Regions from separate parts of the Homo sapiens genome. Here region 2 is linked to region 1. A link is an interaction called in ENCODE POLR2A ChIA-PET data of the cell type or tissue named here. Cell type or tissue: Caco-2. All regions are shown on one strand.

What was found. Peaks named below come from ENCODE experiments on the same cell type or tissue, not always from the same donor. Only the 100,000 strongest peaks of a DNase experiment are listed, where the experiment ranks them.
Region 2: POLR2A ChIA-PET joins it to region 1 with 7 read pairs; 4 of 35 experiments call an interaction of 5 or more read pairs at or near these places.

The regions. Positions count from the first base shown.
Region 1 is chr17:58,397,990-58,400,489 of GRCh38, forward strand. All of the region lies in intron 2 of RNF43 (ring finger protein 43), which reads right to left. Among named protein-coding and RNA genes, the nearest start is that of RNF43, 18 kb to the right of the region's middle. RefSeq lists an enhancer at 475-1,330. In Caco-2, no CTCF peak of the experiment used is centred here; DNase peaks (open chromatin) are centred at 792 and 1,012.
Region 2 is chr17:58,523,718-58,526,217 of GRCh38, forward strand. It overlaps SEPTIN4 (septin 4), which reads right to left. Exons shown (of 14, transcript NM_001368771.2): 6 at 1,978-2,064; 7 at 1,361-1,484. SEPTIN4-AS1 (SEPTIN4 antisense RNA 1) reads left to right here. Exons shown (of 5, transcript NR_110810.1): 2 at 1,984-2,100. Among named protein-coding and RNA genes, the nearest start is that of SEPTIN4-AS1, 5.1 kb to the left of the region's middle. In Caco-2, no CTCF peak of the experiment used is centred here; no DNase peak of the experiment used is centred here.

The DNA.
Region 1 (2,500 bases):
TTTTTTGCTTTTAAAAATCCACTTGTAACTGCTGCTAATCAGAGTGTATATTCAGGGCAACTTGAATCTAGGCTCTGGGGTTGCAATCCTTAAACTTGGCTCAAATAAGCTCTCCACTTATATTAATTTTGCCTCAGCTTCTTCCTTTTAGGTTGACAGTGATTTATTTACCTTTCTGAAGACCAGGAAGTCCTTAAAAATTCAATCTGTACTGTTGAAATCCTTTCTTCAATGTATTGGTGCACTTTCCTGCCTAAATACATCATGTTGAATGAAAGTTAGCCTTTACTTGGTGTCTACACTACAAGGATATCATTATGGTCATTTTTGGCATGAAATAATATAAGAGACTGGGCTAAACTTACAATCTCCCTGGGAAGTTCTTATTTGCTTTTTAGGTCCATTACATCTGCTTCTTTTTTGATATATCTCTGGTTAATAAGCATAGCAGAGAAAAAATTCCAGTTAATTTATTATTTATTTAATGAAAAGTATCCTATAGAACTTTGGTTCTGGGGTAAGGTACAGAATAGGAAGTAAAAATTCAAGTGACCAGATATTAAATTAACCTTGCCACCAATATTGCCAAACTGGAACAACAGGGTATCTAAAGACAAAACACATTTTCAGAAATTCCACCCATAGAAATGGAGTCTAGCAATCATTCATTCTTAGCACTGTATTGCTCAGTATCTCAAGACTTTGTCCAATAGCCTCAATAAATGTATAAAGATATCAAGAAGTAAAGGTCAAAAAAGGAACCGTGAACATCAAACAAGGCCACTGGAAGTGACCCAAAACATCACATGCTGGGCTTTCCTTTTTAATGATAATAACAGTGATAGTGAATGTTTATCCTTGTCTTTCTTTCAAAGAGCTTCTAAATCTTTGCAGACATCTCTTACTAATCTTTATTAGGCTTTGGGAAGAAAACAGTTTTCCCCAAGAAGTGCCTTCGGAGAAGAAGGAGGCTTCCCAAAACCAATAAAAAGGAAAATGTTTGCCCTTCTCCAGGTCCTCCCCACGCCCCACTGGTCTCCTAACTCCCACTGTGTTGTACTGGTGATTGAAATGAATTATAATACCATGCAAGTGTTGAAAGGATAATAATGGTAATTCAGTTTGTTTCCAAAAGAGTTATAAGCCATGTGTGTTTAATCATAACAGGGAACAGGTAAGTAGAAAAGATGAGGAAACCCATAATTACCTTTATCCCATTATTTACTTATTTTGGGAAGAGACTTCAAATTGGTAAAGTTACAAAACACTGAACACAGATTTTTTTATACTGCAGACTGTTGGTCTCTGAGAAGGCTCAAAGGATGGTCTTTACCTGAAAATTTTTTCAGGGAGACAAATATTTGATAGATGCTATGACAAAAACTCTGCTTATTCTTACTTTGATCCAATTCTTCTCAGATAGGGAACTGAGAGTCTTAGAGACTTGCGGGATAATTTCCAAGCAGGCTATAGAATCGTATCTGCTGAGTTTCAGAAAACATGTTGGGACCAGCACAGTATAATGAACTGGGGAAAGTAGTCCCCTTCACAATCCTGAACTCCTTCCCTTCTGGTCCTTAGAAACATGGCTGCAAGCTACACACCAGAAGCTGAAGCGCCAGCATTCTGAGCAACTGTCCCAGAGTAGCAGCAATTTTTTTTTTTTTTTTGAGACAAAGTCTCACTCTGTCACCCAGGCTGGAGTGCAGTGGTGCCATCTCAGCTCACTGCAACCTCCACCTCCCAGGTTCAAGTGATTCTCCTGCCTCAGCCTCCCAAGTAGCTGGGATTACAGTTGCGTACCACCACGCCTGGCTAATTTTTGTATTTTTAGTAGAGACTGGGTTTCACCATGCTGTTCAGACTGGTCTTGAACTCCTGACTTCATGATCCACCCGCCTCAGCCTCCCAAAGTACTAGGATTACAGGCGTGAGCCACCGCACCCAGCCAATAGCAGCAATTTAAAAAAATACTCTAAATTTTCAAAAAGGGAAGATGGAAGAGTGATATATAATGTGGTTCTAGGATCCCTCAGACTCTGATAAGTCAAAACTTAGAAAACAGCTGCTTTGTGTCAGTGATCACCTCATTGATCATGGAAGGAAGCTAATGGGGTTACCAGTACGGAACAGGCACACATACAAAGGTCCAGGGCAGATAAGTGATTCACCGTACCACAAGTAACAGGTATTAAGTTCCCACCCCAGAACTCACATACTATTAGTCATTCTTTAAACCACTAAGGCTACCTGTACTACATTATGGTAATATTTAATCAGCACCCTTAACCCACAAAATTTTGAAGCTAAAGCCTTGTCCTTTCGGCTACATTAAAAATACAAACAGTCTTGCTTAGTTATGTTAAGCTGATGCCAAATTGAACGCAAATAGGTTAACGGAGTCTAAATCAATAACCTTCACACTTAGTAATATTTCTGATAGTAATTAGGTGAATAAGGAATAGCTCAAGTTTAATTACTATTAATAATAATACCTAAC
Region 2 (2,500 bases), 130 kb after region 1:
TTAAAAATTTTGAACACGGGGCCCTACATTTTCATTTGCACTGGGCCCAACAAATTATGTTGCTGGTCCTGCAATTACCATTGTTAAAATTCCTGAGTATGCTGTAAATAGCCCTTTACACTTTTCAGTGCGCATGCATCATGTTGGGTGATGTTCAAATCAATTGGAGAGGTGGTAAGGGCTGGTATATTTTAATTAAATAAGTGTCTGACAAAATGAATATATATGGAGGTACACTTTAAACTGTGAGGTGCCTGGCAAATGAAATTATTAGTATTATGGAAGGTAAGAGACAGTAGGTAAATTGATTGAAGGAGATCATTTGCTCAAGATCATGAAGTTACTAAATGCCAATCAAGATTTGAACTCTCTGTCTAGGGCTCTTAGCACTGCCTGCCTAACTTCTTCATCAAAGCTACCACCTTTTCTCCTGTCAATCTCATCCATTTCCCTCTTCATCTACTCACTTAGGTCTGACCATTACCTAAGCTGGAGGTAACGGTCAGACCTACTGACCATTAGCTGGAGGGGGGTCCCTCCAGTGCCTGAAAAATAAAAAAGCCCGAATGATAGGGGGTTGTGGTAAATCCAGCTTTTCTTTCGGCAGGTAGCCTAGAGGGTGCCTGGAGTTTAAACAAAGTTCCACCATTTTTCCCTTTTGCCTATTCTTCCTCACCTTTACCCTCCCTCCATACATGCCCAGCCCTTCAACAAGATTGTGTGCGGCACCTAAAATGTTGCTAGTGAAAGGAAAAAGGGTGACAGTTTATTCGGCATCTACTATGTAATCAACTCTGTGCTACATGTTTTCACACTTCACATGTGTTTGTTTTTAAGGCTCTTCTTTCTTATCTTTTTTTTTTTTTTTTTGGAAGGTTTCGCTTTGTCTTCTAGGCTATAGTGCAGTAGTGCAATCATGGCTCACTGCAGCCTCAACCTCCTGAGCTCAAGTGATTCTCCTGCCTCACCCTCCCCAGTAGCTGAGACTACAGGCCTATGCCACCATGCCCAGCTAATTTTTAAAACTTTTTGTAGAGATGGGATCTTACTATGTTGCCCAGGCTGGCCTTGAACTCCTGGCCTCAAGTGATACTTCCGCCTCAGCCTCTTCTTTCTTATGTCCCTACCCCATTATAGAATCATAGGGCAGAATTGGAAGGAACATTAAAAATCATCTATTCCAATCCTTTCCCTCTTACTTTATAAAGGAGGAGATGGCTGTCCAGTAAGGGAAGTCACATGCTCAAGGTCATAGACCGCTTCCTCCTGATAAGTATGGATATATCTGGGCCTACGTGTGTACCTGTGTATGGAGAAGGGTGGCTCAGGGGCAGCTGGGATTGTGCTTACTCAGACATACCACTCTGTGTTGTTGACTGCATCCCCAAAACCTGGTGTGTCCACAATGGTGAGCCGCAGCCTCACACCCTTCTCTTCTATGTCCACTGCATGCTTAGTGATCTCCACAGTTTGCATGATCCTCTCTGGAGAAAGGGGAAACTGAGGCCAGGGCAAGGGCAGGGACCTGCCCAGTCAGGATGAACCGCCCACCCCAACCAGCCTTGTTGCTCAGACTGCCTAATCCACACTGCCCCCTTCTCCACTCCCAAGCTGTCTGGGGGACTGTTCTCTGGGAACCAGCAAGGAGTACATTTCCCAACACAGGAAATGCCGGTGGCTGTTGGCTCTGGCCCCAGCCTCTTCTCTGCTCCCGGTTTTTTTCTTGGATTCCTGGAATCCTTGGGGGTCAGAGACTCATTCAGAGAGCAAGACTCTGGTCTCTGCCCTGCTTCAGCACCCAAATCTTTAGGGAGCTGGCTGGTGGGCTGCCAGGCAGTTAGGCCTATGGAGAGCTGCTGTCAGTCTCTCTAGGAGGCCATGGTTTCCTGCATGTGGGGGAGAGCCCCATCCCCCAGACTCTGGAGTGAGTTTAATTTCCCAAGGCAAGTCTGCCTGATTGTCCTCTCCTTTCCTTACCTTCAGCACCAAGAAGTTTCCGGTCCCGGTACAGATCAGTGAGGAAGAGGCTATTGACAAGTGTGGATTTGCCCAGGCCAGACTCTCCTGAGAGGAGAGAGGACAGAGGCACCAAATCAGAAGGTAAGATCTATAGCCAAAAAGCAACTCCACTGGATCAAGGTTTAGGGGGGACTGCTTTCTTATCTAATTGGAACTAGACTAACCAAACTATAGCATTTTAGAGCTGGGAGGAAGCACAGAGATTGGCTTGGGGGAGCAAGAGATTGCCCAGGGTCACACAAAAAGAGGCAAATGCTAGGAAACTGTTGGTCAGATGCTCTTTGCAACCAATTCGAACCCCCACCCCCACCCCACCCCACATACATACACTCTCACAGGCCAATGACTCCTGGCTGTTTTGCAAAACAGTACAGCCACTCGCTGCTTGCTCCCTGCGACCTATACTCCCTTCCCACTCACGGACACACACACCATCCCCACCTGAAACACACCCTGCCCAACCCAGCCCTGCCCCTTTTTT